Linked DNA regions of Homo sapiens: region 1 is linked to region 2. Evidence: chromatin contacts called from ENCODE Hi-C or POLR2A ChIA-PET data. All regions are on one chromosome and are shown on one strand. The core of a region is the stretch at or near the end of the contact, and the rest is flanking DNA. Distances in the headings are between cores, read along the strand shown.

Evidence for each region. Hi-C counts contacts between places; a loop is a spot of excess contacts on that map. ChIA-PET counts read pairs that join two places held with the same protein, here RNA polymerase II (POLR2A). Pooled maps may share reads with other maps.
Region 1: a loop to region 2 is called in a pooled map, with 1.9 times the contacts of the local background. The contact joins two enhancer-like sites. A Hi-C loop is called at or near these places in 2 of 37 single-sample maps with no recorded cell type and 9 of 50 pooled maps. POLR2A ChIA-PET finds 5 or more read pairs at or near these places in 1 of 52 experiments (activated naive CD4-positive, alpha-beta T cell).

The regions. Positions count from the first base shown.
Region 1 is chr3:112,513,119-112,517,704 of GRCh38, forward strand. No RefSeq gene overlaps it. Among named protein-coding and RNA genes, the nearest start is that of BTLA, 16 kb to the left of the region's middle. Within about 2 kb of position 1,598, at least 3 of the 41 ENCODE cell types and tissues checked have a DNase peak (open chromatin) inside an H3K27ac peak, as active enhancers do.
Region 2 is chr3:112,355,419-112,359,704 of GRCh38, forward strand. The region is part of intron 5 of CD200 (CD200 molecule); the gene reads left to right. Among named protein-coding and RNA genes, the nearest start is that of CD200, 24 kb to the left of the region's middle. RefSeq lists an enhancer at 3,344-3,413. Within about 2 kb of position 2,618, at least 5 of the 41 ENCODE cell types and tissues checked have a DNase peak (open chromatin) inside an H3K27ac peak, as active enhancers do.

The sequences.
Region 1 (4,586 bases), core at 348-2,847, 160 kb after region 2:
GGGAGGAACTTAGTTTATAGTTTAGCTTTGAAACAAAGATGGTAACAGTCCTTTTCCAAAACATACCTTACTGCCTGTGGACTAGACCTCCTAAAGCCACAAGACAAGAAGTTATGGTAATCATACTAAATTCAAGATGTAGCTATTTTCATTAAACCAATATCAATGTCTTATTTATTAAAAATTACATAAGCAAAGATAATTCTGTATTAGGTTGGGTTTATAGTTTTGTAACCCCTGTGCCAAATTTTGACACCTTATAGAATTTGGCAGGGATAAGTAGGAAATTGCTTGAATAATAAACACAAACAAAAATGTATGCTGGCAATTTGTAAGACATTTCTAATATTAATTTAGCAATAATTTTAAAGCTAGCTTATTTATTAAAGATTTTACTTAAGTTATGTAAACTTGAAAAAGCATTTGACTAGTCCTTTTTCCTGATAACATATTTGATTCAAGCACTTTTATTTTCATAAGCCAATTAATTAGAGTTCATATTTTCAGTAGTGAAACATCATGTACACAATGCATAAATACATAGATGTATTAGGTATGCTGACAGAAGTACACTTTACAGATTCTTAAAGATCTTTTTTCCCTATCTTAAGACTTTCAAATTTTTTTTTGTTTCTTTGAGACGGAGTTTCACTGTGTTGTCCAGGCTGGAGTGTAGTGGCGTGATCTCAGCTCACTGCAACCTCTGCTTCCCAAGTTCAAACAATTCTTGTACCTCAGCCTCCTGAGTAGCTGGGATTACAAGCATGTGCCACCACACCTGGCTAATTTTTTTGTATTTTTAGTAGAGATGAGGTTTCACCATGTTGGCCAGGCTGGTCTTGAACTCCTGACCTCAAGTGATCCACTTGCCTCAGACTCCCAAAGTGCTGGGATTACGGGAGTAAGCCACTGTGCCCAGCCTCAATTTCTTGATAACCTGTTTTACTACCCTAGGCAGTTGTCAGCTAACTAGCCTTAAATTTGCATATTAAAGGAAACAGGTGAAAATCAAACAGCAAAATTTACATTATAAGGTACTGAAAGAAAAAGTCTCCTGTGCTAGAAGGAAGTTAAAATGGATTTAATTGCCAATTCAACATAAAATTACATAAATTATAAAGGCCTTTTAAATATGCACACACACAAACACACACACACACAAAATCTTATAGCTTTTACTTCAGAACTTAAGCCATGAGGCAAACACAAATTCACCTGCTTGCAAACAAACAGCTTGCTGAGTCCAAACAGTGCTTTGTATCTTAATAGAAAAATAACAGCAGATTTAAAGCTGGCAGAAAGGAAAATAGGGAAAAAAGAGAACTTAGGAACTCTATAGTTTGCAGGTTGACCTTAGTGCTCTTTTTCATTAACATATATATGCACAAATACCATATTACTTCCATTTCACATAAACTCTGGCAAGTGGAGGTGCCATAAAACCTATGGAGTGCTTGAAAGGGGATCATTCTCCTTGTTTTCTCCTCATTCTTAGATTATTATTTTCTCATTTTTTTTCTTAAAATAACTGAGCTGTGGCCTAGCGTTTTTGTGTGGTGATGTGTGCTGCTTGCACTCAAGACTCCACAGTGTGTTACCATTGAGTCATTTTCACCCTCTTAAGTGTTTCAGTTTCTCTCTCCAGAGGTCTATGACCTGTGAGAGGACTCAAAACGCCAGGTGACCAGCCCTTATATGCATTTCCTGGATGAGCCTTTTTAAAAAATAATTTTTGTTGGGTGTTTCCCTGTAGGGCTGCTGCACAGGGGTTCAACCCCCCTAACCCCTTGCCCAGATACACCCACAAGGCCTCTGGTCACTCAGCTGAGTCAAGTATGTACTACAGTTAATTTTGTGTAGTTTAATACTGCCTTTACATTTGTTTATATTTTTCTGAACTTCAAATTGCACCATGTATGGTGTGTGTTTGCTTGTGTCAGTTTTGATAAATAACTTTTTATATTTTGTTATATGTTATATGCTCATGACATAACTTTTTCTTAATTTTTTTGTTATCTCTAGGCTAAGTGGTTCATCTGAGTTTTTTCAAATCGTCACAAATCTCCAAAAAAAATTCCAATATATGTATTGAAAAAAATCCACATATAAGTCAACCTGCACATTTCAAACATTTCAAACCTGTGTTTTCAATGGTCAACTGCAATTTGGGTAAAGTGTATGGATTCCTGTAAATTCCTTTAAAATGCATTTTAAAAGATGAATTAAATGGATGGGTAAAGGTACAGATAGAAGGATAGTTATATTGTTACTATAGTAAAATGTTAATGGTAGAATCAAGATGGTGTGCATTAGTGTTTGCTGTAAAATGAATTCAAACTTTGTTGTATGTTGTAAATAAAATGTTGGGAGAAAAGATGCTTTCACTTGTAAGTGCAAATAAAAACTAATTTTATTTTTAAAAATGCTAAATAATACATTCTAATATTATTAGTGACAGTGTAGATATATAAGAACTCATGTTTTTTTAATTTTTGTGGTGAGTGTATAAATTAGTATAAACTATTTAGAAGATAGCTTAAAATTATTGTATATATTAAAATAGTAAAGTGGCTGCCAACTTTGTATTCTTACTTCCAAGAATTTACTCCATGGGAATTATCACACAAGTGTGCAAAGATGTAATCAAGACATAAGTCTTGATTATAACAGAAAAAATATAAGCAAATTAAATGACCTGTTAGATGATTAATTGAACATCCATACAACTAAATACTAGGTAAGCATTGTTAATCATAATATAGATCTATTAATATATTTCTTAAAGAAGACGGTCCCCTCATATTGTTTAGTGACGAGGATTACAGGAATACATAAATGGTACAATCCCAGTTTTGGTTAATGCATACATATCCATATACTCATTTACATATATTCATGAACATATACATCTATATATGTATTTAGACACAAAGGGCTCATTAAAAGAATATTCATCAAAATGTCAAAAATATTAGCTCCAAGAGATAATAATGAACCTGATTTTTTATTTTCTTCTTTGTACTTGTTTGCAATTTTTACAATGAACTCATAATCCTTTACAAAAGCACTAATTATTATTTGAGGTTGTGTAGGGGGGAGTAAGACAGAAGGAGAAGGAAATATAGTCCAATAATGAAATAAAATGAAGCAGCCTTTATGTGTTTGTATGGATTGATCTCCAAGATTTTTTATGTGATCATTATAGACTGAAGTGTGTTACACCAAATTTCATGCTGAACTTCTAATACCCAATACCTAATAATGTGACTATGTTTATAAATAGGGTCTTTAAAGAGGTAACTAAGTTAAAATGAAGTCAGTAATGTAGGCCCTTATCGAATATGATTTATGTCCTTGTAAGAAGAGGAATTTTGTACAGATATTGACACAGATTCTAACTTGACCAAACTTCAGTCAGGCTCCCTAACCTTCTCCTAGGCCCATCTGTGCACCTCCTTGTAAAATCTGCTTTATCCAAAAACTCATTTAGTAAGAACCCCTCTCCCCCAGTAGCTGATCAACCGTGACATCTGATCAAGTTCCTCATCCTCCACTATCCCACAGGTAATAAATCACCTTGTTCTGTTTTTAGCAAGAATCCTGTGAAGTTGGTTTAGCTGAAATCTTCCTCACCCCTGATGTTTCCTTTTAGTAATTTTCCATCCATTGACCCCCACCCTGCTCCTTGGCTATAAATTCCCACTTGCCCATGCTGTGTTTGGAATTAAGTCCAATCTTTCTCCCAGGCTGCAAAATCTCATTGTGGTGTTACCTATACCTATTGCAATGGTCCTGAATAAAGTCTTCTTCACTGTGCTTTAATAAGTATTATTATTATTATTATTTTTGCATTTCTCATTTTCTTTGTAACATATTAAGTGTGTTTGCTTTATGTTCTCTGTTTTACAATTTCAAGATCTGAACTTTAGTTTTTTATTTTATTTTACATTCCAGGGTACATAACCTGCAGGATGTGCAGGTTTGTTACATAAGTAAACACAGGTAAACATGTGCCATGGTGGTTTGCTGCACCTATTAACCCATCACCTAGGTATTAAGCTCAGTATACACTAACTACTTTTCTTGATGCTCTCCCTCCCCCAACCCCCACCGACAGGCCCCAGGGTGTGTTGTTCCCCTCCCTGTGTCCATGTGTTCTCACTGTTCACCTCCCACTTATAAGTGAGAACATGTGGCCTTTGGTTTTCTGTTCCTGTGTTAGTTTGCTGAGGATAATGGCTTCCAGATCCAACCATGTTCCTGCAAAGGACATGATCTTGTTCCTTTTTATGGCTGCATAGTATCCCATGATGTATATGTACCACATTTTCAATCTATCCATCTGACAAAGGTCTAATATCCAGAGTATACAAAGAACTTAAACAAATTTACAAGAAAAAAAAAACCCCATTAAAAAGTGGGCAAAGGACATGAACAGATACTTCTCAAAAGAAGTACAGCCAACAAACATATGAAAAAAAGCTCAACATCCCTGATCATTAGAGAAATGCAAATCAAAACCGCAATGAGATACCATCTCACACCAGTCAGAATGGTGATTACTAAAAAGTCAAAAAACAACAGAT
Region 2 (4,286 bases), core at 1,368-3,867:
ATATTTCCTGCTTCTCCCTATTCCTACCTTTTCATAGAGGAAGCAATTCTGACTTCCTTTGTCTTCGTCATAAGCATCCCGTAAACACAAGTTCACAGGGAACTGTGAAAGTTCAAAGTGGGAAAATTATATTTATCACTATGTGTGGTGATAGTAGGCATAACCAAATTGGTCTTTCCCCGCTTATCATAACGTATTAAACCGGGAATTTCTCAGTCCCTAATACTTGCAGAGTCATGTTATGAGGTCATTATAGATTTTAGGAGCCTCAATGCTTTTCATATCATTTTCAGAATTCTTCAAAATTCCCATTTATAGGCCCTAATTGATTTCAGCAGCCCAGATGCAGTAGAGCAGTTCTTCCACTAACAATTTTTTTAAAGACAGAGCTAAAAATATATATATTTGATGAAGTATATTAAGTAGAAAAAAATGTTAGAAATATCAGAAAAAAATTAAGAAATAAAAGTATGTTCAGTACAATTTAATTTGAATAATTTTAATCTCTAAAAATAACCATATTGTAAAAAAATACAATTTCTTCTAGTAAATAAAGAACAAATGAGATTTTGTACTACAAACATGCAAGACATGTTTTGCAAAAATCACAACTTCAATGTTAAGTTCCGCATTTCATGAGGCACAATTATGGAAATTTATCAATGAGAGGCTATTAAAAGAGAGCCTCTTGCCCCTCTCAGTATTCAAACTAGATAGAATTTCATGATGACTGACCAATGCTGCTAGTTCTGAGTCTCCGTGGACACTAGTTTATAAATACTCCAACCTTCTCCCTTTTTTATACAATAAAGAGAAATGCTAGCCTTGTGTTTTGAAAGTCCTTTAAAGAGTTCATGTTAAATACCTTTGGGATTATGTACACAATTGTCTTTTAATCTTTTTTAAAAATATTACTTATTATGAATTTTTGTTTTTATTTTTTTAATTGAAAACAGAAATTTTATGTATTTATGGTGTACAACATGATATTTCTATATATGTATACATTGTGGAATGGCTAAATCAAGCTACTTAACATGTGCATTGCCTCACATACTTATTTTTTTGTGGTATGAACACATAAAATCTACTCTGTCAGTAATATTCAAGTATACAATACATTGTTATTAACCGTAGTCACCATGTTGTACAATAGATCTCTTGAAGTTATTACTCCTTATCTAACTGAAATTCTTTTCATCTTAACCAAGGCCACATGAAATAAGAAACTGAATGTGATATTTATTTCTACAATATTTCTCCTTCAAGAGTTTAAAGTTTTCAACTGTTAATTTTAGCAAGGATGATTGCAAATGACATATAAAATTGGTTGTTTTCTAGTCAGTCATTTTTATTTGCAACAATGAACAATTACTTAGCGATTTTGATCAAATCCTGTCCTTTACAAACTAGCTGAGTACCTTTGGACAAGCCATTTAACTTCCCTGTGCCTCCTTTTCCTCACTGAGTAAGATGGGGATAATAATTGTAACTGTATCTCATAAGAATGTTGTGAAGATTTAAACGGGAATACATACAAGTGCTTAGAAAAGTGCCTAATGGCCGGGCGCGGTGGCTCACGCCTGTAATCCCAGCACTTTGGGAGGCCGAGGCGGGCGGATCACGAGGTCAGAAGATCGAGACCATCCTGGTTAACAGCGTGAAACCCCCTCTCTACTAAAAATATAAAAAATTAGCCGGGCGTGATGGTGGGCGCCTGTAGTCCCAGCTACTCGGGAGGCTGAGGCAGGAGAATGGCGTGAACCCGGAAAGCGGAGCTTGCAGTGAGCAGAGATCGCGCCACTGCACTCCAGCCTGGGGGACAGAGCGAGACTGTCTCAAAAAAAAAAAAAAAAGAAAGAAAGAAAGAAAGAAAAAGAAAAGTACCTAAAACGAATGATACGCTGGAACACTGGCCTGGGAGGAGAGGGGCGGAGTGTTTATTTGTAGCTGTCGCCAACTTCCGTGAAGTAAATGTTCCCACCATAGCAAATTTCAAGCTACTAACAATTTAACCATCAGCGTGAGCCAATAAAGCTCTAGCACACCAATGCGGCAGACTAAGTTTGTAACAGATGTTCATTTTTGTAATTACTAAATCTAAGGTCCTTTTTCGTTTTATCGAAGTATATTTTCATGAATTGTACAAATGTTCAAGGAAGGACGAGTTTAGAGAGGTAAATGGAGGGACAAACAGGAATTGTAGCAGTTAGGACAGCTTTGAGGAAGATTTCAGGTTATCTGAATCTGTTTGGACACATGGGCATGCGTATTTGGAAGGGAGAAGAACTCATACAGTAAGTCTTAATGTCATCAATAGGTTCTTGGAAACTGCGAGTTTAAGCAAAACGGCATGTAACAGAACCAATTTTACCACAGGCTAAATGATAGAAACAAGACTTAAGTTCCTATGGCATATTTCTAGTCACAAAAACATCACCAAACTTTTAATAAAGACCAAAACATTTCTAATATTAAACATTGAAATAAATGTGAGTTATGCATACATTTAAGAAACAGTAACAAAAACAAGTGAGATAATTATTCACTCAATGATTTCAGTTCAAGGGTATGGGTGGCCAGAGCCTATGCAGCTCAGGATGCAAGGCAGACACTGACACCAGACAGGACGTCATCCCAGAGCAGGGGGCATTCACACACGCGCACACACACGCACACGCACACACACACAGTTACTCAGACTGGGACCATTTGGACATGCCAATTTACATAACATGCAGTACGTGTTTGGGATGTGGGGGGAACCAGAGTATCCAGAGAAAACCCATGCAGACTTGGGGAGGATGTGCTAACTCCCACACAGTGGTCCTGGATGGGAATCTGTTGTTTTTCTCATCAACATTATAACAACATGTTGTGGAATGAAAGGATGTTGTTGGAGGACCTGCTATATAAGTCATTTCAGTAGCAGTCTTGGGAGAAATTTGTGGGGACCCACTGGGGAGACAGAATCAGAAAATGTGCATTCTAAAAACGTGCGTATACTGAAATGAACTTGTGATGCCTAGATGAACTTGTGATGCCGAAAACTGATTTCCTGCTAGTGCAGTTGTATCTCTTTTTGAAGAAGAGAAACTGTTTTGCTTAGACATTTTTTTTGTAGGAGTATGGGAAGAAAAATTACTCACTGAAGCTAGTGCGAGTCAAGGGTAGAGGGAGGGCAGTTCCTGTAAGGATGTGTATAAATGGATTTCCAGGAAACTAAACTGCCGCATGTCAGGAAGAGCGGCTACCTGAAGGTGCTTGTAGATCCAAAGCTGCCCTAGGTTCCCCATCAGCACTGATTCATGAGTTTTGCATCTAGTTTCTCCTGTCCTTACCACAACTTGGCTGTTCTGTCTTCTCTGCACTAAACAACTTCTTCACTCTCTATTCCATATGTTTTAAACTTATCTTACTATTTTTGTTCCCTCATACCTTGCTTCATAGATTACCCAATCCAACAAGAAACAAAAGAGAGAAAGAAAGAAAAGTGAGAGGAAAGAAAGAGAGAGAAAGAAAGAGAGAAACAAAACGAAAGTATATTCCTGAACCACACAAAAAGACAAAGAATCACATTCTCTACAAGTGTCCTGTGTTTTTGCAAATTAACCGGTACTTCAGGTAGTCCTTAGGTATTCTAGAGTTTAGAAGAATCCTAAAAGGTTTTGCTCTGGCAAGGGCTGTGAGTAAAGCATGGCCTTTGAGGCGATGGAGGGAGAAAGATATATAGAAACTTTATTTTAGAGAAAGGAAAAACTTCTTCAGACCAGATGCAGAATCAAGTAATCAACCATTCAAAGTCAGGCTTAATTTAAGAGCTTTTTTTAAAAAAAACAGACAAACAACAACAACAAAAATGTATACTAGTGATCTTTAAAGGAAACCATGCTATCATTTAGATTATTATTCTGGATTCCAGTCAGTAGTTAGGTCATATAAGAATTATAAATTCTGTTATTGGTAATTGATAGTTCAAAATGCATAGTCTCACCACTCAGGGAAAACAGCACTTAGATTTCAGAAGATAAAACTTTGTAAGTGGGGATGAAAGGAGGGCATGGAGGGTGTTCTTAAATATTTAAATGGATGTTCATGAGACAAAAGGACTAGACCTGGAAGTTATTACATTTAATTCTCATAGCAATTGATAAGGAAAGTATTTCCATCTGATAGGTGATAAAACCAAATTCACAGAAGTTCAATTCATTCATTTTATAAGTATTTATTAATAATTTTTAATATGCTTGGCATTGTAATTAGCACTGGTTATTATACTATAATGA